Linked DNA regions of Homo sapiens: region 2 is linked to region 1. A link is an interaction called in ENCODE POLR2A ChIA-PET data of the cell type or tissue named here. Cell type or tissue: PC-9. All regions are shown on one strand. Links, peaks and the distances in the headings refer to the core of each region. The heading gives the core; the rest is flanking DNA.

Region 1 (12,918 bases), core at 3,204-11,203:
AAGTTGAGAACCAGGAGCTTTGCTATCCAGGGATTTCACCATTTGGGACTAAGAAGCAGAGATGGAAGGAAACAGATGCAGATGAACTACTGTAAAGGGACAAGAAGAAATCTCCCTTTGCCTGGAGGGAGTCTGTCTTCAGACTTGAAGATGAGACCCACCCTCCATAAAGCAAGGATTCATTACACTTGCAGTCTCCTGGGCCTCGCGGCTCACTTGGAGCCACTGAGCAATAAATACCATGAAGCTCACTATCATAGGGATGCCTAGGGAGTGGGGTGGCAGAGATGCCATGGCTCCCAGAGATGATCGGAAGCCAGTACACGATGAACTCTAGAAGGCTTAAGCTGCTTCTGCTTTGATGCCTGGGGTTGGGAGGAAGCCAAAAGGCTTATCCCAAAAGGACTCTCAAACACTAGAAATAAAACACATTGAAACTTACAGTGACTTGGAGAGCATGTTAGGTAAAGTTAGCTTATGACTTCCAGTTTTCCTGGTGATTTTATTACAGTAATTCAAGGTTTCTCATAATATTCCTTGCTTCTTGTTACTTTTGAATTGTATTCTAAATGACCAAAGTATCCTAAACACCTACATTGCATAATTACCTGTATACTCAGAAAGAGACTAGCTGTTCCCTGATCATGTATTTCCTTAAACAACCAGTTGCAGAGCTGGGCACTCTGCCAGGGCTGGGCTTGCGATGGTAAACCACATAGATAAGGTACTTCTCATGAATAGATGTTCTACTGAAGACAGGCAAACATGTTAACAAATAAATAACTTAATTCATATGGTGACAAGTATTATCAACAGTATAAAACAGGGGAATGTGACAGACAGGACCTGGAGGGTGTGGGAGTCCTCTTCAGGAGGTTACAGATAAGCTGAGCCCCACATGATGAGAAGGAGCCAGCCTTCTAACCATAGAGCGGGTGGGCTCCAAGCATATGAGACAGCAGTCTCAGAGGTCCTGCGTGGCAATAAGCTAGTCGTACTGGTGGGGAGGGGTAGAAAGAAAGTGGGGTACCATGAATTTGGTAAATCAGTGCAAGGCTCTGTAACAGGACGGAAGAGAAGACGGGAGCCAGACTGGGGGAGCCCTTGTGAGCCAGTAAGGACTTCACATTAATTAAAGGCTCATGAAATATTTGCAGCTACTCTCCTAAAGCATACTATCAGACAAGACACTTTTTGTTTTGTTTTGTTCTGTTTTTTTGAGACGGAGTTTCGCTCTTGTCGCCCAGACTGGAGTGCGATGGCGCGATCTTGGCTCACGGCAACCTCTGCCTCCCAGGTTCAAGTGATTCTCCTGCCTCCGCCGCCTGAGTAGCTGGAATTACAGGCGTGCACCACCACACCAGGCTAATTTTGTATTTTTAGTAGAGACGGGGTTTCTCCATGTTGGTCAGGCTGGTCTCGAACTCCCAACCTCAGGTGATTCACCCGCCTCGACCTTCCAAAGTGCTGGGATTACAGGTGTGAGCCACCACGCCCGGCCAATAAGACAGTTTTTATACTTCCTTACTGACTCTCAAAGCAAAGTAGACCCTGACTGTGGGGAGAAAGGGGAGATTACACTGGTACTTTTTGCAGATTATACTGGTACTTTTTGCTCAATGAGTTGGGCAAGAAACCAGGTCCTTCTGAGACCTCCTCATGTGTCTGCAGCCATCAAAGACACTACTGTAGGGGCTTCACAGAGCTCACGGGCCTCCCTGGTGGACACACCGTCAACTTGGATAGGCCCAAATTCCTTGGCAGTCATCCCTGCTTCCGCCTCTAGGTTTTACACAAAGATTTTTTTCTTTTTTTCCTGCCACTGGGAAAAGTACATAAAAATAGGTGTGCCACTTGAAAATTAAACAGAGAGTAAATACCCAGAGTATCCGGGCTGTGATCTAGATAACACTGGAGAATCTAAGAGTGGGAAGTCACGTAACATAAAAATAAGAAAGAAGGAATCATGGCAGTAATGATCAGTTTGGAAAAAAAAAAATAGATGGAAAGAATTTGGAAGGTAACAACTTCCAGATGGTCCTGGTGGTGAAGATAGCTATATATAGAGAAAGAGAGGCTAATTAGTTCCCAGGCTGAGGCCCTAGTTTCTGTTAAGTAAGTGATTGTCTCATGGTGGTTTAGTTCAATACTAGGGGACACACACCACATTGCGAGTAAATTAAGTATTTGGGGTTTTTTTTTTCCCCAAGCAATGGGAATTGCCCAACCTTAATACAATTAATTAAGACTCAATGAATGTTTAATTGAGTTCTGGTGCTTGTACCAGGGACACAATGGGCTCTTTGTTTTGGCCAAGCTCCTAAATATTGGGAAAAGGAAGAAAGGCTGAAAAAGAGCAAGGGTTAGTCAATAGCTTTCCCCTAAATGCTCAGATGCACAAGTTGGTTTCCAAACATAACAGCCAATTCAGTGAAATCCAGGAGATTGCCCTTGGAGGAGGTTGTGGACCTTCCAGGAAGAAAGGAAAAATATTGCCTGACACCTCCAGGTTGGCACTGAAAGTTACAAGCTAGTTTCAAACTCCTCCTCCAAAACTCTAGCTCTGCCAACTAAATGGACCATCTTTACAGTGTACACTCAACTAAACTCCCACTTGGTTTCTTCCTATTGTGGAGTCAGGGGCTCTCAGCAGTGAAAAGAAGGTTGAGAAAATTTAGGAGGTGGGAAGAGTCATTGGAATGCTCTTTCCAGAATACTGTGACCAAATGGACAGCTTTTGGCCAGCCACCAACCATCACCTGACAGGTGGCTGGATAAAGATGTGGGGATTTTTATCACTCTCAAATCCACACTGTTGGCTTCTAAGAGAATTCCACAAAGAGCAACAATAACAATTAAAAAGTGCTTCCATTTGTTTACCATGTATCTATTCTATCAGCCCTGTGTGTGGCATTCCACTTCTATTATCTCATTCAACTTTCACAACAATATTGAGTGGTCAGCCCTCTTATCATCTCCCCTGGAACATATGCAGAAACTGATGCTTTGAGATATTAAGTCCTTTGCCCAAGGTCTCATAGCTAATAAATGGAGGAACTGCGATTGCAACCAAGGATGCTTGACCTTGGAGTCTGCACTGAGTCTTGCTCACACCTGATACTGTGCTGAGTTACTCTCTGAATGAACTCCCACTGGGCAGATGAGCTGGAGGAACTGCCAAACAGCTGGTTCCCTCTATGCACACCAGCAGGGGAAGTCTTGATCCTTTGGCCAAACAGGAAATATGTGATGTGTGCCCATATACATACCAACCTGCAGAGCTGCCAAGTGGCAATTAACACTGTGGATCCCTATAGAACATCAGCTTCTCATCTTGGTCCAGTTGTACCTGAGAACTAACTGATTGGAGAAGAGAAGCAAGGAGGCCCAGGGTACCAGGGTATGGATGACCATGAGGTTCAAGCTCATATTTTTTTTTCCAGGAATCTGGTCTTAATTCACTGCTGGAAGGCTGTCAGGCTCTGGGAAACCAGGTGAGATGGAGACAAGGAGGCAAGGACTTTTGCCCCCAATATCCAGCTCTCTATTCTCTTAAGTTTGGTTTCAGTGGAAGCCCAAGGGGTGGCCCAAAGACATCTGGCTTGGCCATGTGTTATGTCCCACCCCCACTCCATCCTATAGGATCTTTAGCAGCCTGAGATGATTGCAGTCCTAATCTAGAACTTTGGGATGACTCAAAAGAAGATGTAACTCACCTAAACCATCATTACATCATAATATTTAGAGCTGGTAGGATTCTTGGGGATAATTTAGACCAATATCATCTCTCACCCCAATTAACACCAAGATCCTCAATATAATTCTGTGAAAGAAAGGAAGAGAAGATAGAAGGAGTGAAGAGAAGAAAGAAGAAAGAAAGGAAGTTGGTTAGTCAGCTAGCTGTTTCTGAGAGGCTAAAGGGTCCCAAATTAGTTTCGCCAGGACTAAACCACAAGTGTTCAAATTCCTAGTATGTGATCTTCCCATTTTATGACCTTGTCACTATTTTTTCCAGAGTACCCATTGTCCACCTGTCTATTTATCCATCTAATCAAGAGAAGCCTTATTGCCTATTATCTCCTAGGCATAGGGAAGTGCACACATGAGTAACCTCCCTCTTTGGTGGGCTTTTGTGAGCTCTAGGATAAGTAACCAATGTCTAGTACTGTGCCTGACCGATATCAGCACACAATAAATATTTGCTGAAAAGATGCAAGAAAGCACCCAGATAACATAATCCAGGGTAGAACATAAGGACCTAGGAACACCCCCAGCAACTGAAAGAGTACCTGACATAGAGAATGCATTCCATAATGTCTGCTGAATGAATGAGTGAGTGAATGAACAAACAGAATTGAGTCCAGCAAAACCTGCACTGTGGGCTTTAAGAACACTAGGCAGTAGGGTCTCTGGAGGGATGACTCCCTCACATGACCTTTTCTAGGGGGTCTAGGATTTTATAAAATAACTCTATATCCCTTCCCCACGAAGGTTCTGAAAAGGTGGAAAAACACTGAGTGGCATATCTGTCTCCCTCTACTGGGCTGTAAGCTTCTCGGGGACTGCTCCTTATTTCAAGGGCCTGGCATATAATAGATGTTTATTTAACAGGTATTGAGAAAGCAGATACATACATGAACACTCAATGGCCTTTCATTAATTCAGCAAATACTTATAGAGTGCCTGCTATTTGCAAACACTGGCCTAGACTCTGGAGCTGCAGCAGTGAGGATAATGGGTGAAATGTTTGCCTTTATGGAGCTTACATTCTGCTGAGTCCAGGAAGAGTGAATATATTTCTCCTTTCATATTTCATTCAAAGCAAAACTAAACCTTAAATGATTTCATCCTTCATTCTTTTTAATCAACACAAAGCTGACTGATGCACATCCCTCCAGTCCCCTTCGTTTCTCATCACAAAACACACCATGCCTGGGAGTCAAGGGTCCCGGGTGGGAAATGCCACATATTCTGCCCACCTCCCACATGGCCTCTATAGAGACTTCATTTGTGTTCCAAGATCAGGGGACTTGCCACTCCAAAGCAGCCCCTTCAGATGTGGTCAGTTTGTCAGCACATATCAAATGCAGCAGAGACCTCTGCATTAGGGCAGCTTAGCACAAAAGGGTCTGGTTCCCTCCTCTTCCTATGTATGTGGTTTTCAGGCAGCTCTGAAGGGGTGGTGAGGAATGCAGGTCACAGAATGCCCCAGACACGAAGACAGTTTATAAGAATCTGCCCATGCCATAAGTACTAGACAAAAGTTGAGTTTATTTTCCTTGAATATTACACTTTATGTATCCATGCATTCCCCCAGGATATCCAATGCACAGACTGCCTTGAAGCTACTTGGGATGTATGTAAACCATACATTCATGCTCCTACTATTTATTGGGACCAGCCTGCTCTATTTCTACGATCTTGGCCAAATTCTACCTATTGAATATTGTCAGTCCCGGCTGTAACATAATCCTGGCTGAGATTCACATGAAAGATGTAATCTTGACAAGCCATTTAGAATCTCTTCTAAAAAAACGTAAAAGCCAGCATTCTTCCAGAGGAATGAATCAGTCTGATAAAAATGTCTACGGGGGAAGCCTAATCAGTTCATACGAGAACCTGTCAGTAGAACCTCTACTTAGACTGTAAGATTAAACCATCTTCATAGTCATTAGAAGGAAGTGTGGTCCATTCGGCTAAGATGGTCTTCTCCTATTTCCAATTAGAAACTCTGGTTTGCATTTATCACATGGAGATGCTGGCAAAAGCTGTGTCTAGAATGAGCATTAAAAGGATAACGCAATCTCACTTTTGCTCACTAATAGTGGTTCATTTTTAACCTGTTAAAGCAGGAGGGCAACTCTTCCCTTTCCCATAGCACTTCAGAGTTCTCAAAGGGAAAACCTGTCTCACTTTATTATTTCTTTTTTTTTTTTGACGAGTCTCACTCTCTAGCCAGGCTGGAGTATGGTGGCACGATCTCGGCTTACTGCAACCTCCGCCTACTGGGTTCAAGCAATTATCCTGCCTCAGCCTCTTGAGTAGCTGGGACTACAGGTGCATGCCACCACACCCAGCTAATTTTTTATTTTTAGTAGAGACGGGGTTTCACCTTGTTGGCCAGGATGGTCTTGATCTCGTGACCTCGTGATCTGCCTGCCTGCCTCAGCCTACCAAAGTGCTGGGATTACAGGCGTGAGCCACCGTGCCCGGCCTATTATTTCTTTTTTCTACAAATCCTTTTTTTGACCTCTTATCCAGACAGTCATCTGCTGATTATTTTAAAGGTATGCGAATATTTAGACAAATCCTCCAAGATCTCTGTCAGGTTGGAACAGGAAATGCTTCCTGTCATTTTAATGTTTATAAACATTAGTGGTGAAATCATATCATTATGAGGGAAAACATTTTCAGATGATTTTTTTTCTTTCTTTTTTTTTTGTCTCTTTGTCTCGCTCTGTCACCCAGGCTGGAGTGCAGTGGCTCGATCTCAGCTCACTGCAACCTCTGCCTCCTAGGTTCAAGCAATTCTTGTACCTCAGCCTCCCAAGTAGCTGGGACTATAGACGTCCGCCACCACTCCTGGCTAATTTTTGCATTTGTAATAGAGACGGGGTTTTATCATGTTGGCCAAGCTGGTCTTGAACTCTTGGCCTCAAGTGATCCATCTGTCTTGGCCTCCCAAAGTGCTGGGATTACAGGTGTGAGCCACTGCGCCCAGCCTCAGATGATTTTCTGATATCATTTAAAGCAACTAGAGTTCAAGTTTAGAAACACGCATAATGAAGAATCATCTCAACCCAGCAGAGGCTCTCCCAAATAAGTGGCAACTTCACTCATCCATCACTTTAAATAGCAATCGTTCCCATCAGAGATTTTTTAATTTTTATTTTTATTTTATTTTATTTTATTTTATTTTGTTTTATTTTTTGAGATGGAGTCTCTCTGTCTCCTAGGCTGGAGTACAGTGGTGTGATCGGCTCACTGCAACCTCCGCCTCTGGGTTCAAGCTATTCTCCTGCCTCAGCCTCCCAAGTAGCTGGGATTACAGGACTGTGCCACCATGCCCGGCTAATTTTTATATCTTTAGTAGAGGCGGGGTTTCACCATACTGGCAAGGCTGGTCTTGAACTCCTGACCTCAGGTGATCCGCCCACCTCGGCCTCCCAAAGTGCTGGGATTACAGGCATGAGCCACTGCACCCAGCCTCCATCAGAGATTTATAAAAATGTATTTTCAACATTTTAATCTTTCTTCCTTTCTCACAGTAATCCATATTCACAGGGCAGAATAAGGACAAACATGGAACACACTGTCAAAGAGTAAGGCTGACAGTGCAGAGTCTGGAGACTAACAAGCCTGGTTCCAGTCCTTGTTCTGCTCCTTGCTGTTGTAACCTTGGGGAAATCATTCACGTTCCCTCAGCCTCCATTTCCCCACCTGCAAAATGGGGTAATAACATCATCGCCTCACACAGCTGTTATAAGATTGAGCACAGCACCTGGGACACTTTGTGGGCTTGGCACAGTGCATAGAGCACCTTAGATGATCAATAATTACATGTGTTCAATGAACAAATGAGTGCATCGATGACTGAATCTCTTCCTACCCAAACTATAATACACTAAATCAGGGGTCAGCAAACTTTTCCTGTAAGGAGCCAGCAAGTAAATATCTTAAGCTTTGCAGGCAATATGGTTTCTGTCGCAACTATTTACCTGTGTTGTGACATGAAACCAGCCACAGAAAATAAACGAAGAGGTGTGGCTGTGCTCCAACAAAACTTTATTTACAAAAACAGGCAGGGCACTGAATCTGGCCCGCAGCCCTACGGTTTGCAGACCTCTGTTCTAAAGGCCTACCTTGCTAATGACAAACCAGACCTGATTTGCAAAATAAGTGCTCAGTCATGACTTATAAGCCTAGTGTTAGACCAAATCACTCCAAGGGAAGCTAGGAGGCCATGAGAAGTCAGTCCCTCCTAGCTTCTCTCCAATCATTCACTGTGCCCTGTCACACACTTCCCGACCATTGCCAGGACCTGTTGTGGTCTCACAGGTGTGCCCGTTCACTCCTGTCTTCCTGTCCCTCTCCTGGGGACTGGCCCATCCAGTATAACAGCCTGTTGCACCCAGTTCCTCCTGGGATCAGGCCTGTGGCTGAGGCCCTGACAGGACAAAGGTCCTCCTGGAATGCTCCCCTTCTTTTCTTTCTCAAACCAATGATAGCACTCCTTTGTCCAAATCCTCAGAGTTGGGGATAGAAACTTTCTCATCTATGTCTAGGCAGAAAAATAGAAATGTAATTCCTTCTCATTCTCCCTTTCACCTGGAGAGTACAGAAACACACTGTGGAATATGGAAAGGCATGAACCAGAGCTGCTCAAAGGATGGGTGGGAGTGCGCTTAGGTAGCATCTCTACCTGCTGAGGACTCATCAGGTTCCAAGCACTGCCAGGGACCAGGCCCATGTGCAGAGGGAGAAGTGGAGTTCAGAAGGCATGAGGGGCTTGTGTGAAGGCACAGACTGGGAGCAGAGACTGGCATCCAGGCTGGGCTGACCGGGGTCTCCTCAACTCTAAAACCCAAGTTACTGCAAACTCTAAAATCCAAGTCTCTGCCCCTGGGTGCAAATGGCAGCTTGAATGCATTGAGTACTCACTGGAGCCAGCTTTCAAATGCAGTACAATTTGCAAGCATTTTACTTATTGATATGTTTAGTTTTTTTTGTTAACTCCCTACTAGACAATCAAGTCAAAAGAACCTGCTCTCTCTATCGAGCATCGTCACTGGCACACTGTAGGTGTTTATTACATATTTGTAGAATTTGTTAATAAAGAAAAATAATGTGAATACTAGATAGTAGTAGCTATCTACATGGGCTAAGAATTTGACATGCATTTTCTCACTGACCCCTCTGACTCAAGTTAGCTACTGTTATTTTTCCCATTTTATTGATGATAAAACTAAGGATCTGAAAGGTTAACACTTTTAGCCCAAGGTCAGAAAGCTAACAAATGGCAAAAGCAATAATTGAACCCAATTCTGTTAGGCTCTTAAGCCAGATTCCTCTTACTCCATTCATTTCTCCCCACACAATGATTTCCCTTGTCCCAAACCAGACAGTGAGCCCGCTGGCCCAGGGCCCCATTCCTCCCACAACAAAAAGTCATCTTTTCTCTTTCCCCCTGACCATGTTCATTCCTAGTGTCTGGAAACTGCCCTCACCTATAAAATCAGGATAATTTTCCATTGTCAACACACATCCCAACCTCCTCCATGGGGTTTTTGTGAGAATTAACCCCATTTGCAGCCATTAATTAAGCTGTTAAAAGCACAAGTAGCTTTTTCTCCATTTTTACATGGCTTCTCAAATGGTTAATGTCGAGTTCTTTCTTGGTGCAAGCACAAGGAGCTCATAACTTTTCAATGGATTATGAAAGTTATTCCCCGAGGGGCTCGGCAAAGCAGTCATCGTTGTGCATAGCTTTGGCATTACGTCAGTGAATTTAGTCCTTCCTGAGCTAATGGTGGTTCTTAATAATATTATTGGAATTATTATTACCTTCAATTAAAATGTTGGCCATGAATGACTTACTACTTCAGAGAGATTCCCCAAAGAGTCACGTTAGAGTCTGTAGTCTTTCTGCTAAAGGGCACCATAAGAACAGGAACCAGAGTCCTTGCCCATCCCCCAAGTAAATACATTAATTAATAAATACACAGCATTCAAATACTTTTATGTTGTTGGCTGGTTACCAGGTTTTAAATTGACTTCCTTAAGGGTGGATAGGGCTGGCTAATCACTACCACTTTGTTCTAAAAACTAAAAGGAAATCAGGAAAACTTTACGCATTGTTCTTTATTTCTACTCACCAAACTACATTAGAATAGTATTATTGGTACAGCTACAACCTTCACAGAATGACCTCCATCTTATCTTAGTGGAGATGGTGGACAGCACAGGGTTTGGTTTCAAAGACAATAAGATGAATGGTACCTGGTAAAAGCACTACCTATGACATCTCCCTTGACAATACCTGAGCGTTGAGAACACCCTATAGAAATGGCTTCAAAACCAGGCAAATTGCTCATTGGATTCAGGGTCGGTGAGCTATCTAACTCTGCATATGTGCATAGAGGTGGAGGAAGTTCTCAAACAAAGAGTTGAAAGAAGTGTGTAGGCTGGGTCAAAGAGGACTTTGGCTGTGTCCAGAATCTGATACTCAGACAGTATGAAAATGTGTCACCACTTCTAGGGAGACCAGGTAGGAGAAGAGCACTACCTTCATCCACAGGGAAAGTAGTGCTAGCATGTCCCAACCCCAAATGGACAGAGAGAGAACTATCTCAAGGGTGTGGTGATGCGTCTTGGAAATCCAGGTGCTGAACTGCAGGGGAGGAATATCTGAGGCCAGCGAAGACAATGTATTCACAATCAGGAGACTGGGGACCAGGACATGAGCCACAGAGAAGCCTGGGGAGCCTACAGGAGGGAGAGAAAGTATAGGCTGGAGACAAAGAGGAAGAAGAGTCTGGGACACACTGTCTGGCACAAAATAGACACAGAAATAGTTGTTGAATCAATGAACAAACAAGTGAATAACTGGGGGAGATCTAACATCCTAGCTTGGCCTGAAAGCTCTGTTGCTTAAATCTACGTCAGTCAGGAAAGATTTCCTGTGTAAATACCTTGGCTGATTTCGATCCTTATATTTAGAAAACCTGTCTCTTGCTTTTAACCCAACCAAACCTAATTCAATCTACTTGCCTGAATGTGTGATACTTTGGTTTTTGTGGGGTATGTGTGCGTGTGGGCACACGCACATGTGCATGCACACATGTTTAATTTTCATTTCTAATAAAATTAACTTAAACCCCTGTGTTGCCGATGAGTTTATCAAGGGCAGGAAGCAGATGTTTTCACACTTGGACCAAGGCTGAGGGAGAAGAGGTGGTGCGACACTCAAAGTCTCACCGTTGCCTCTAATAAGAAGGAGGCAGATCCACACAGGGCAGGAGCCCCAGGGAAAGCTATGTCAATGTCGGAGGGAGCAGCTTAACGAGCGCTGCCTGGGGAAGCTTGCTCTGCATGATATTGAAAGATGCCACAATTCACACGTCCTGTGGCTGCACTTCACCTCCCCCGCAGAGAAGTCTGTGGCTGTGTTAGTGCAGCCACACCCTTGCCTTGATTTTCTGTCATCCTCTTTGGTAACTAACTTGGACTTCCTGCTTCCTTGATAGCCCATTCTTGGTCCATCTGTCTTTGTCAAGGAATGAGATTCCAGGTTTTTCTACAAGGCTCACATTCCAAGAATGGCCTTGTAGCCTGATTCTGCCCAAGTTTTTGCCTGTTCTTGACATATATTATTGCCTTCTCTGCCACACCTTTCTAACGATCCTACCTTATGCACAGCCCTGGAAAGAGAAACCCCACAGACAGCTTGATCTGCCCTAACTTGTACAGAGTTGACTGTACCAAGTTAGGACTCCTGCTTCAGGCAAATACATCTATAAGGCTGGCCAGTGCCATGTAGCAGGTGACCTGGTTCTGAGATGGATTAATGAGCTTCCTCCCCTAGAGATTGAGAAAGAGGGATTCCAAGAGACTGAACCAGTCCATGATAAGGTTGTGGGAACACGGAGGCTGTGGTAAGGGCATGAGGAAGGTAAAGAACATTGAATGAGAGGGGACAGAAGACCATATGAGAAAGTAGAAGACAAACATCCTGATTTTCCACTCCCCAGATGGAGTCCTGTGTAGCTCAGCTACCCCTCTAGCCCTTCAACTCCACAACAGTCCCTGCAGGTCTTCAACAAGCCCTGTAGGAGACGTTCTTTTTGCCTGTTCATTACTCAGTACAATTTATTTTTGTAACAGTACTTTGATTTTTCTTTTGGGGACTCACACTTCTCTCATTCTCAGACTGTGGGGAGCGAACACGACATAGGACTAGTCAATTAAAATAACTTATTTCTTAGCCATATAGTAATTGGTTCATGGATAGGAACGCGACAAAAGTTGATACAATGACAATCCATCGGAGGGGAGAAAGAGGCTTCCATACATCTGGGGTGTCCATACTGCTATATAAGCATCTGGGGCTGTCAGCAGCTGTTTTTCTATTTTATGGGGAATCTTACAATAGAAGTCTGCTAGAGAATGAAATCCCCTTGGGGGAAAACAAAGCCAAAAGATGGTGAAAGACAGAGACCCAATGCCATTGTTTTTAGCCCCTAGATGCAGCCATACCTGAAGTCATTATACCCTGACTTTTCAGATATAAGAGCCAATATAGGCCAGGCATGGTGGCTCACGTCTGTAATGCCAGCACTTTGGGAGGCCAAGGCAGGCAGACCTCCTGAGGTAAGGAGTTCGAGACCAGCCATGCCAATGTGGCAAAACCTCATCTCTACTAAAAATAATAAAATTAGCTGGGCATGGTGGCGTGCACCTGTAATCCAAGCTACTCAGTAGGCTGAGGCAGGAAAATTGCTTGAACCTCGGAGGCAGAGGTTGCAGTGAGCCAGGATCCCGCCATTGCACTATAGCCTGGGTGACAGAGCAAGATTCTATCTCAAAAAAAAAAAAAAAAAAAAAAAAAAAAAAGCCAATATACACTCCTTCCCTTTTAAAAAATAGTTTGAATTGATGCAAGACTCTTGACTATTATGTATCCTTTTAGGATCCAGATAGCCTGTATAGGTTCCTATTTCTTGCAGCACAGGAACCTTCCCTACTGATGCCTCTCTCCTTTTCCTTCTACTGTTTTGGTTATCATGAATAAGGTGTTAAAAGAAGAGCAGAAATTTCAACTTTAGGTGCCTTAGTGCCTTTGTAAACTGCATACTCAACCATCTAGCCATCTTTTCCATCCATCTTACTAGCCCATTACGTTTCTCAGTTTGATCCAAG
Region 2 (12,918 bases), core at 2,009-10,008, 64 kb after region 1:
GCCAGGCTCGTCTCGAACTCCTGACATCAGGTGATCTGACTGCCTCAGCCTCCCAATGTGTTGGGATTACAGGTGTGAGTCACTGCGCCCGGCAAAGATGACATTTAATTCAATTTTGGAAAATAAACAAAATAGGATAAAATTTACTACAATTCCATGGGAAAGGGAAAAAGCACATTTGCACTCAAGAATAAGTGGATCCATCATAGTTGTGCAATCATAAATACACGTGGTTGCATAGATGTATCCAAGGGGTTTGCCACCAATGTATAGTACTCAGAGACTCAGGATTTCATCTGGGGCCTGTTGACTTTCAGTTTTGTGACTCTGGATCATTAACAACCTCTGAGTTTCTTTATTTATGCAATGGGGATACTTCCATCTGCCCTTCCTACTTCCCGAAGCTACTATGGGAGCAGTTCATTCAACAGACATTTACAGAGTACCTCGTAAGGGCCAGACATGTGTGAACATGGGACAAAGAATCTGAATATAAAATGTGAAATTCAACCAAATTTTTCTGTAACTGATCACATAAGTATCATGTCTCCATGCTCCTAAACTCATAGCCCTCATTTAGAAGTTGGTTTTCTGTAAGTAAAATGTGAAATTTAAAATTTAAATACTATCAGAAAGTCTCAAAGGTGGTCAAAATCCCTCGAGCTCTCCAACACCTATGAGCGAGTATTTGCATTCAATGAAGGAGGAAGAGGAGAGAAGAGTTTTCTCTTGGGCTTTCAAAAGTGGCCACCTATTCTGAGGTTTCCAGCCCCAAAATATTTAGGTTCTTTGCCATTTAGGCCCTTCCCAACTAGAATCAGAGCGGCAAGTGCTTTAACACATAGAAGTACATTTTGCACAAACAAGCAGTGAGATCAGGGTCCTTGAAGACCTAACACCCAACCCAAGACCCGGGAAGAGAAATGTGAGTCCTAGATGCACAAAGGGTAGCCTGCATGGTGCCTGGCATTTTAAGTTGGCTGGGGTGTGGACCTCATGCTGATGCTGTGCTTTTCTTATTCACCAGGTTAGTCTATACCTGGGAGCCAATGGAATGAGCTTAATAAAATATGACTTTTACTGGGACAGTAAAACTTGTATGATGCCTAGAAAAAGGAAAGTAGAAAGACTTGGTATCACTGATATGTTTTAAGGCAGAGAAGGAGATGCTATTTAAAGAAAATGACAGATGAGACTGATGACAACAGATACAGAGAACATTTAGGAAAAGCTGAATTTCTACTTGGCTTTGTGAAATCAATCTTGGTAACCTAAGAAAAATCTCTAATGTGTCTCCAGCATGTTTCATTTACTCTTTGGACTTTATTGTTTCTCAAAACACACCAGCAGCTTGTGTCATGGGAAATATTTGTTGTCTGCCCCCATGGCCACTTCTTGCTTTGAAGGATTTCCCAAGTCATTACTGGGATTTGTCTAGATATTCTACTTGGACATATTCAATGGCTGTGACCATCCTGGGGGTCACAGCCCACCAGCTATTAAAAGCTTCTCTCTCAGGTAGGGGGCTAGATTCTTGAGCTGCCACACTGCACTGACTTCTCTTACATCTTCTCCAAATCTTCCCACCCCCTCAGTAATCCCTCAAGGGCTGTGTATTTATGACTATTCTTGATATCCTGGGTCCTCAACCTTAATGACTCCCTTAGTTTAGATCTACTGGGTTATTGGTGGGATCACTCTTTCTCAGATATTATTGCCTTTAAGAAGGTATCCCAGGAAATGAATGGAAGAGGCACTTCCATTTTCGGTTGTGCAAAGCAAGAAGCTGCCGGAAAATCCCACCTTCTGATAAAAAATACTGCTGGAAACTGGATCAGTCATGTTATAAAATGGGTAGTCTCTTTTTTCACCTGATACTCTGAGAACAATATTTCTTACAGCACAGATGTTACTTGAAAGAAAAAAGAAATCTACAATCAAATAAGTCTGGGAAATACTGGATTAAATTAAATTGGGGAGCTTTCTTTCTTATATGACTTTTTAGATCCTTTGATCTACTAATTGCCCCAGGACGCTCGAAGATAGAGTTGTAATATGGAGCACTTTCACAAAATACTTTGCCCAGAGAATCTTTGTTTCAAGGCTTTCCTCATGGGACTAATGTTCTAAAAGTTACTTTGGGAAATGCTAGTCTAGACTTATAATACTTGGATTCAGTTTCTCTTAAGGAGCAAGAAAAATCATAGTGAAGGAGAAAGAAACATGGAAGAAATGGAAAAAGAATATAATTCTGTAAGTACCTGGCAATACTCACGTAATTGAATTACCTAAGGTAAAACGAGTTTTTCTGGAAAAGTAACAAGGCAAATGATTTTTCATATTTCTCCATTTTCATGTGTTCTGATCTCTTAATAAAGTTCAAGAGGCAATATCAACATTTTGTAGCCCTTCTTCCATAAGTCATTGTTGGTCAAGCCTTTAAGGCCACAGGAAGGCCAGGGCTGGAAGATTCACAGAAAGGGAATCAGGAATCCCTGAAAGAGACCTTTCCCCTTTAAGTCAGGTCAGCTAACATTATGTACATTATGAACATTTAGTTAAAATCTCATCCACATCACCCCATTATTAGGACTCTCATGCTTTCATATGGCTGTCATTTTTCTCCTAAGAAGAAACATATACTCATATGTACCCTGTATCTATTAGTGTATGTGGTCTACACAATTAAGTGTAGGGTTTGTAATCAATTGGGAAAGATAACTATTGATAACTATTATCCATTGATAACGACTTTATTCTGGGACTTAGATTTATAACAGTACATATACTGATATATTAGTTATTGGTTACCAAATCTCAAATCTCCAGTATAGGACAAGGTATCATTCCACTAGACCTGGGATGCCCAGTCAAAAGGGGCATCCAGCTCAGGAGATATAGCCATCTCCAGCACTGGTGCCAACCTACTCTCACACTAGGGTTCCTTGCTTAATCTCTCCTTCTCTAATTAAAAAAGTCTAGCAAAGGAGCCTTACTGACTTGATGACTTCAATTTAAAACCACAAAAATATCCTTGTGGTCAAGGGTATTTTACTTTCACAGTGACCCCCACTGCAGAATAAGTTTCTAAGGTATGGGCCCCTAATTAAGTTGGAGCTACCTTTTATCTGCCTTGTTCTGATTGACATGAACCAGAAAAGAATTGAACAAGACATCAGACAACCTGGATTCTTATTCTAGGGCTAGACAGCAAATGCCTTGAAGACAGGGGTTCTGTCCATCATGCTCTTCCCCAAGTGCCACATAGTGGCTGCCATGGAATTAGGTTAGGAACTCGGAACAGGATTCCAGCCTATTCACCCACTTCCCGGGCTCCAGATTTCTCATCTGGAGAAGGCGATGAGGTTAACTGCCTCTATGTCCATGGGTTGCTTAGAGTGTTCACTGAGATGGTGGATGTGAAAGTGAAAGACCATCACCATCTTCCTAACAGTAGCAGTGAGAAACATGTGCCAAAGGTCTCAACAACGTGGCTTAGCCAGACACTCTTCAAGGAATGCTAACTCTTCTGGGAAGGACACCACCCTATGACAAACTCTAGTGTCAGTGGACAAACATAAGAGTCAGTCAAGTGGACAAGACACCCTAGTTTGTGATTACACCTCTCTGGAAAAGTAGCAGGAGCCTAGCTTTTGTAAGAAATACCATTCACAAAGCAGATAGATGTGCTCTAGTGCCTCATTCCCAGTAGAACATATGAGCATATGTGTCTCTGTGATGAGACAAGCTGGTTTGTTATCTCAGCAGGTCCCTGGATGACCTACTCCCCTGACTTGGCTCCAAATCCTTCTTTCTACTCTTATGGTACTCTCTGTTTTTGTCTCTCTGTTGGGGTTTGAGTGGGGGAACTCAGGATGGTCTTCTAGCATGTGTGGCTCAGAATGAATGGCCAAAGTGGGGACTGCAGGCTCCCACCAATAAAACCTCATACTCACCCTATCTGGGAGAATGCCAAGGAGAAAAAGGCAGGGACCAGGAATGAGAACGAGTTGGTTTAGTTAGCAGGATGCCAGGTCTACTGGAGCAGGCAGAGGTGGGGAGGTGGTAGTGGTGGTGGTGGTGATGGTGAAGGGTGGTAATTGAATAAATAAAACCAAAACACAGACATACAAGATAATGACATGAAATTGACACCTCTCTCCACATTTCAGATCTCCAAATCAAGAGCAATATTTTGGGAGCTAAAACATGAAATCATGCCCTGTCTGTACTTGGCTTCGGAAATCTAGATTTTTTTCTGTGTGAACACCTTCAGCAATGTTGGGGTCTCGGAGGGCAAAAGCTTCCAGGTACAAAGGTCAGGTCAAGCTCAGGGGCTGGGGAGCCTCCTGGTGCTGGCTGCCTCACTGCACAGCTCCCAGGAGAACTTCTAATGCTGTGTTCTATATAAACAGCTCCCCCAGGACTTGTACTCCAGGTAAAACATCTTGGAAACTTCAAATCTTAACCTCTTTGGGATGCTAGCAACAGGAGGTGAAAAGGAAACAGAGCCACGTGAAAAGTTTTCGGAGCATCACAAGTACCTCCTCCCCCAGCAAACAATTAAACTGCCTCTTCACACAGGTAATTCTGACAACCCCTCACCCTGCCATATCCAAAGGAGTGCATACTTATCCAGATGGTTCTATTTTGTTACCTATTGCTCCCATCTATGGAAATGTATCAGTTACACTAGGATCACCAAAAACGGGGGCAGGGGGAGGCAGGAATCTTAGTACAACAAAGTAAGAAATATTGCTCATATTGACTATATTATCCTGCTAGTTTGCATTTAATTTCCTAATTTCCATAAAATTCACCTTCAAGAGTTTTAATACTAAACATTGTAAATAGTTTTTGCATTTGGTGGGTGAATGTAAATATTGCTGTAAAACCACAGGCGGTTTTTGTTTTTGTCAATCCATCTTTTCACATGCGTTACTTAGTCAAGGGAGGAGATAGGGTCCAAATCAAATAAACCAGACTCCTTGACTTCACTGGCTAAAACGCAGGCAAAACGGATTTCTCTCCTTGTTGTTTTACCTCACCATTAATTTGCATCACTAAAGAATTTTCTAGGAAAGTGCTCAGCGAACTCAAGGCTTCTCTGGTTGCCAAGCTCATGGAAACAAAGTGCTTTCTCTTAAAACTCTGAAAGAGACATTCCAAAGTAACCCGCCATGAGATACCGAGCCAGCAATAGACTACATATCTATGAAAGAAGAAAGGAGGGGAGGAAAGAAAATGCATAACATAAACAAGAAAAGACAAAACCTTAAAGAGGAAGGAGAAAGAAAAACATTTAGATTCCTTGACTGATGGAAATAAATACCAAAGCTATTAGTTTCAGTTCAAAGAACGTATCACTTTATGATGTTTATTATTTCTTGAGGATTATTTATTTTATCTTAAAATATCTAAAGGGTAAAAGGGGTCTTGGAGGTAAGCAGCGATGAAACTGACCTGGTCCGGAGAGGGCCTGTGATTGGAATGTTGCGACCTCCCAGGAGATCGATGGTGGTGGTGATGGTGGTGGTGGTGGTAATGGTGATGGTCATCATCATAGTTGTCTGCCATCAACTTCATTCTGTTCTGGGTCTGTGCAGAACAAAAACCAAGGAAGATTCCATCAGGAGCCAGAAGATCAGTCAAAGAGATTCAGGGCATAATTACAGTACCTATAGGGATCCCTTTGTTCCTAATTCAGGAATTTTCACTGTTAGTCAAGTTGAAACTTAATAAAGAAAGCACCATGACATTAACTTTGGTGAAAAAAGCTCTGTCACATCCTTAAAGCTATTATGTTACATCTGTAAATGTTAATGTACTTCCTTCTTGTGATTTAAAAGGGAAAAAATGGACATACTCTAAGGTGCTTTGCTTTACATTATCAAGCAATCACAGAGATCCAAGGTGAGCTTGCAATTGCAACAATTATGACTGAGACTCTAGACCAACACTCTAGAGCAAGCTGGAGATGGAAGTCCTGTATGGAAAGATGGGAAGGGCTGGGTAGAAACACAGAACTACAGATAAACAATGGTCTCACAAGACAAGGCAGAAAAATCCACTTGAACGCTGCCAAATGCAAAAATACTGATGGAGATGGTTTACTGCTATGATGACTTCTTGGGAAATGGCTCTCTACGGACATTTTAACCGATTTTGTTCCTTAAGGGAACTGAGCAAAAGGTACAAAGTCAATGGGAAAAGAACTGACCACTCTAATTTACAATCCACGATGCCTGTCACATGAGGCAACTTGGAGTCATGGTTAAACCCCCAATGCAATAGAAGTGTACTGCTTTATTATGCAGGGCAAGAAATGGACCAGTGATGAGTTGGCCTGACAGGCTCTCAGAATCTAGAAAAATGCCTAAAGACCACGGGAAAAAAGCAGACAAAATTATCCAGCTCAGAAAGTCAGGAAATGAGGGTTTGAGGACAGACCTGCCTGGATTCAAGTCCTGGCTCCACCTCTTTGCTGGTTATGTGAACCTAAGAGAGTAAACTATTTATAAACCTTAATTTCCTCAACTCTAAAATGAGAGGAATAGTGCCTCTTTCCTCGGGGTTGCCGCTAGGAGCGAATGATACGATGGACTTCAAGTGTCAGTCCAGTAACTGGCAATGAAAGTCAAATGCTGTCATTACTATAGTTACTGCTGTTGTTGTTTGCTGTAAGACATTTTTCCTCCTTTGTATGTGCTGCTTCCTTTGCTTGCAATGCCTCCCTAGCCCCCTTTCTTCACCTTTAACTTCTATGTCTGGCTAACTCAAACTATTTAATCTAGGAGCCTTTTCCTCACCCTGTCCTGGAGGCTGGGTGACACGTGCCTCCTGCATACCATGGCTCTATAACCACAGATTTATCCGTCCGTATGTCTGTAGACCTTGAAGCTATTTCTTTCATCTGCCTCTCCCTAGAATCTCGCATAGGGCCTAGCAGATGTAGATATATAATACATGCTGCTGTAATGAGTGACCAAAAGAATGAAGGGGCCATGATTTTGAGGGATGCTGCCATCCTAGAGACAAGCTACATGTTTGTTTTCAGCAGGGAAGGTCACGGAGAGTTGAGGACATTTCATGAGTTGCCATAACAATCCCACTGGTGGCTCAAGATGACAATGAACCAACAATACTTTCAGAGAGCCAGAAGTCAGTGGTTGGCAGAGCCTCCAACCAGTTGGAGTTTTATTATGTAATATAAATAATACACTGACAATAAAGAAAAGTCTGGACCTAACATTGTGCATTCTTAATAGTATTTTTCACATACAATCTAACTTATTCTCAATACTTTCCCAGGAGCAATTATTACTATCCTCATTTGGCAGCTAGAAAAGTAAGGTGTAGATTTCAGCCCCAAGAGTCTCTTTCTTGACATAGAACATGGAGATTTTCTGGGTCATCCAATTCTCAATCTCTAGGCTTTTTTCCTTGTCTTGCTGCTAGCAGAAAAGGCAAACAGCTAAACAGGTAGAAAGAACTTTCCCATAAAATGCTTTGATTCTGTTAAGTTTTGGAAACACCTCACATCCCAATTCTATCTGCCAGAGGATGTCTTATGATTTACTCACTCCATTTTTAAAAATGTGTACAATATTTGAAAGGCCCCAAAGTGAATGTTAAAAAAAAACTGTCTATATGAATAAAAACAATAAAAATAGAGGGAAAGAGCCACTTAAAATTAAATAAAAAATCCCAGGCAACCTCTGGCAGCTGAGAGCATTTCCATCCTTCACTTGTCCACTTAAAGTGTCAGAAGACCCAATGGGCAAGTTATGCCTTGTGAGAAAGAGCAGGTCAGTGGAGCTGCTGCAGACTAAGTACTGAGATTCCCCTCAGCCAGCCTGCCATTGCACATGAGATTCTGAAATTTGGCGTTTACACCTAAAATTCCAGTATTGTCAGGATCCTGTACTTTTGAACTCATGAACTAATAAATCTGGAATTGTTTCTTCTAAATAGAATTCTGAGAGCCTGAGGGGAGCTGTAAGATCTGCTGTGGGCAAGAAGGAAGGGACTCGCTCAAGAATGAAGGATGGAGCCTAAATGAACAAATAATAATTCTGCTATTGTAAACATCGTAATATCCTCATCCTTTGGGGAAGCTCCTGTGATTTTATGAGATTATTTTCTTACCAGCAACAAGCCTAAAGTTCCCTACCTTTGAACTGTATCCCATAAAAGAATGTACAAGCTAAACAAGATGCTATATGCAGTCCTAAATGTGTCTGCTAAAATGAGGTGTTGGAGAGTAGGCATGTCATGGGATAAAGACTGTAAATGAATGATGTCATCTTTCCAATTTGGTGCTGAAATATAAATAAACCACGTTGTTCATGTGAATACCAGATCTGGGGGAAATGTACACAGAGCAATTGTGAGCGGAAGAGGCTTCTTTTGATTAGTCTGGGCTGGAAGAGAAGAGTGTGAAACAGAGATGAAAAATGAGAGTTTGGTCTGATACTCTAGACCGTTTTTATTTATCTTGCTTGTAACATATCCCCTAAACTGTGACCGATTTCTTACCGGCTAGTTGCTGGTGTTCTCTCCTATAAAAACAGTTTGACCAATCTTGATCCTTTAATTGTCAAATTTAAAATGGATCTCTTTTAAATTTTTTTTTTTTAAGTCTGCACTATCTAGCTTCATCCCCACCCAATTATACCGGTTTACACATAGACAAGGGTCTGGAAGGACAGGAAGTCACAAATAACACTCCCTAACAGTCAATGAAAGAAAAACTACAGAAATTTGTAACAAGGATTGGACAGGGATACTGTTTGTTCAAATAACTCTAGGCCAACTTACCAGGTGATCCCATACATAATGGTCCACAGCCCTGTAGCCTCAGATGCTTGAGGTGCCCGCTGAAAAGCCTGAAGCAGCAAATCTTCTGGGCAGGCAAAACTAAACACCCAGGAAAACTAATATAGAGTTGGAGAGGGATTGCTTTCCACAGCATAGCACTTAGGAACTCAGGGACTCATTTAGCGATTCACTGAGGCCCATTTTTATTTCCTTTGCGGTGTCTACCAAACTGCTGACCAGACACCTTTGCCTTTGGCTAACTGTGTTATACTCTTTTTACTATATTACGTCATGACTGTGGAGACAAATCTAATCAGATTTCATTTTCTACTTCCTCTTTCTTCAAGGCGCCACCTTATTTCTCTGGGGCCATCGCCTCCTAACAGCTCTCCTGCTGCACTCTCACCTCCCATTGAACACATTCCATAGCCAGAGTGACATCAGATTTCTGTTCCTCCCTGGATTCAAGTTCTTGGGAGGCTCCCGCCACACTCAGGAAAACAGCCTGGGTCTTTGACATGCTTAGGCATCTCTTGCTAGGTGACTGCTAGTTACTTCCAGAGTTACACCTCCCAGTCTCCTTGTCCCAGCCTTGGGACATGCTGTTCTCTCTCTCGGTCCTGCTCTTCATGCTCTACCCCTTAAACCTGAGTTATATCCATTAGTTCTCTGGTCTTAGCTTCAATGCCATCATCTCCAGAGACAACTTTCCTAAGCCCGCCTCTTCCACTGCTTTCAGCAGAATCCTGTAGCCACCCCCCTGGGTCTCTGCCATCACAGAACTTATCTGAACCAATGGTAACTAACTGCAGGTTCACTTGGCTTTCTCCACCACTAGGTTGAAAATCTCTTGAGGGAAATACTATGTGTGGATTGCCCTTGCACTCTCCATCTAGTGCAGAGTCTCATGTCTTAGCTGTAAGTAAAAGTGTGTCAAAGTATATGAGTGTAAAAATGGATGGATGGAGAGGGCACACAGGCTACTGTGGAACACATAAGAGGGAAGATGGGAGTCTAGGATGAGCCAGTTGAGTATTTAACTTTTGATGTGGCAGTTTAACTTTTCCTGTTTATTTGTTTTTGTTTGTTGTAATTCTTGGGAGTGGCGAAGGAAGAGTATGTGCATAGCTTTGGAGCTGTTAGGCAAGTCGAATTGGTCTTCTTCAAGAAATATGCCATTCCTTAGCTAATTGGACCCAGTGCAATACTCTACCACCTCCCTGATTACTTACCTCACTAAGAATAAGGGGTGTTGGGGTGTTATTAGTTTCATTTCTTACTATCCCCTAGCGTTTGGGGGAGCAGGAGCCTTTAGAAAACCTCTGTTAGTGCCAAAAGTCAAACATGGAAAACTGAAACTTTATCCATTAACTAAAATATCTGATGAGCACCATCTGTGAAAAGGTGCCAGATACTCCAACTCTTTTGACATTTCTGAAGAGTTTATCCAAGGAGCTCTTGAAACAAAATGAAAATCCTTGATCGACTAGTAATAGACTCAATAGCCTAATGGCAATATGGAGTGATAAACACATTGAATTAAAACTGCTTTTAAAAATATTTTAGTAAGGTGGCAATAACAAACTTTGCTTTGATCAGTCATCTGGATCAAGTTAACGATAAAACCTTCATGAATACGGTTTAAATAGAAAAAAATATAATAAGATCTGTTGCTATGGGATATGGAGATAATACTGTACAATAGCAATTACTGTTTTATTCTATCAGGCTTTCTTTTCTGTCCCTTTTTCCCACTAGGGAAATCCCAAACGTTCAGGAACTCTTCTACTGTCTTGTTTCCACCTAATCAGAGCAAGGTGAACAGCTCTTGTCTCCAAGTAAAAGATGAGCAAACCAGACAAGAATGGGATGGCTAGGAGAGGAGAGATTTCCTGACCATCCACTAGACTCACATAGCAATGAATCATAATTGAGTAGAATCTAAGTTGCAGCACTCAGGTCACAGTTGGAGGACAAAATGAAGTCAGAGGATGCAGAAGCTATTAAAGGAATGTGCCGCATTGGGGAACTTTCTGGGAGTATGTAAGAATAAATGATGTAAAGGCTTCTACTGTGGACACTGCACTGAAATTCACTCAACACTTACTGAACATCTGCAACTGCAATGATGCCAAGAATAATTATGTGCCAGGCTAAGTGTTTGGCCAGCATTCTCCTGCTGAATCCTCACTCCTGAGATGGCTATTCTTGGGGCCCTCTTTTACAGATGAGGAAACTAAGCCCATAACTATTCAGCTAGTGAGTAGAAGAACAGAACTCAAACCCAGATGTCTGACTCCAGAGTCCTACAGCAGTGTCATGAAGGGTAAGGTCCACTCCAGGTGCAGGGGTGAGGCAAAGATGAATAGGACATGAGGAAATAGAAGCCTGACTATAAAACCGTATAAGAAGAGGAGGAGGAGAGAAGGGTATGGTTTAAATGGATGTTCAGAGGCAACAGATCCCCTCCAGCTGAGGGCAGAGGCATCAAATAAGGCTCCATGGGTCAAACGCCCCTTGAGTTAAGATTTGAAAGTTGGCTTGGCTATAGGTATAAGGAGAGTACACTGGGGAGATCGCACAGTAAAGTGGCCCTCCAATCACCTTGAGAGGAAAGCAGGTCAATGAGGGGAACTAGAACACCAAATGTGAGATATGCAAGTGTGTGTATGTGTGCGGGCTTCCTTCATTCCTTTACTGGATGTGGAAAGAGCAGGAAATGTATGTGAGATGAAAATTCACCACCTTATTTTTCAAAATAACATCAACCTGTGGCATTTGGAAGGAATTTAAGACAGAGCCACAGCCATATACTCACCCATGTCACACTGTAACATCTCTGGGAAAATGGGCCAGGCTCTTGGCATCTGTGTGTTTACAGATATCTACACAATCCACTGCTATAGCATCAGTCCTTCCCTGAGCACTGGTCTGATCTCCCCAAATTCATTCAGCTGATCCATCCTTCCTGCCCCTCCTCTATAGCAGAACAGAACACTGGTCGGACTCTCCCTCCCAACTTTGTTAAAGGTGGCTCTCTCTCTCGGTCCCTATTTACAGACAGAAATTTAGTAGATCATCATGAAGGTTTGGCTGGTGTTTTTATACCTACTCATTAAGCACTTTTATTTTATTTTATTTTATTTTTAATTGTTGCAGAGAATGTCAGGGTCCCTCCTATATTCTCTTGTTCCACACCAGATCTTGTCTGCAGCTTGGATGGACAGTCCTGGATGTGCTGCTGTCTTCCCACCAGGAGCCCGTGCATCTTCCTCGGCTTGAGGTCTTGCTTTGGCCACAGGTGCACACTTGGCCAGGGAATGGGGCAGATGGGAAGTGTTAGGGAGCTCACGCCCCTGAAACAACTCTAAATCTGTGAGGGAAGGAGATGGTACATAAATAGCCAGCATCCTGGCCCCTCAGTGGACAACCCTACAGTGTGCTCCAGAATCTTTCACTAGGTCCTCAGCAGTGGGAGCCCTGTTTGACTATAGCAGAAAACTGCCCATTGATGCACCCTTTGTTGGCCTTTTCCCTTCCCTGTATCACTGCCCCATTCTCTCACCATGTTTCTGGAGATCACTTCTCAAATAAACTACCTGCAGTAAAAGCTTGTCTTGGGATCTGTTTTGTTTGTTTCTGTTTTTTTTTGTTTTTGTTTTTGTTGTTGTTTGTTTTTTTGAGACAGAGTCTTGCCTGTCACCCAGGCTGGAGTGCAGTGGTGCAATCTCGGCTCACTGTAACCTCTACTTCCCGGGTTCAAGTGATTACCCCACCTCAGCCTCCAGAGTAGCTGGGATTCCAGGTGCCTTCCACCACTCCCAGTTATTTTATTTTATTTTATTTTTTGTATTTTTAGTAGAGATAGGGTTTCACCATGTCAGCCAGGCTGGTCTTGAACTCCTGACCTCAGGTGATCCACCCACCTCAGCCTCCCAAAGCAATGGAATTACAGGCGTGAGCTACCTCACCCAGCTTGGGGTCTGTTTTTGCAAGAATCTCAGCTAAAACCCTAATCATAGTTGAATAATTAACAAGCCTGCACTTAATTTTTGCACAGGACTAACACACCTGTGACTCCTAGGCTCTTTTCCATGG

The links. Peaks named below come from ENCODE experiments on the same cell type or tissue, not always from the same donor. Only the 100,000 strongest peaks of a DNase experiment are listed, where the experiment ranks them.
Region 2: POLR2A ChIA-PET joins it to region 1 with 6 read pairs; 3 of 35 experiments call an interaction of 5 or more read pairs at or near these places.

Annotation. Positions count from the first base shown.
Region 1 is chr3:55,628,968-55,641,885 of GRCh38, forward strand. All of the region lies in intron 17 of ERC2 (ELKS/RAB6-interacting/CAST family member 2), which reads right to left. Among named protein-coding and RNA genes, the nearest start is that of ERC2-IT1, 24 kb to the right of the region's middle. In PC-9, for the core only: no CTCF peak of the experiment used is centred there; a DNase peak (open chromatin) is centred at 7,964; H3K27ac peaks cover 3,790 bases.
Region 2 is chr3:55,693,915-55,706,832 of GRCh38, forward strand. It overlaps ERC2 (ELKS/RAB6-interacting/CAST family member 2), which reads right to left. Exons shown (of 18, transcript NM_015576.3): 16 at 5,464-5,598. Among named protein-coding and RNA genes, the nearest start is that of ERC2-IT1, 41 kb to the left of the region's middle. In PC-9, for the core only: no CTCF peak of the experiment used is centred there; no DNase peak of the experiment used is centred there.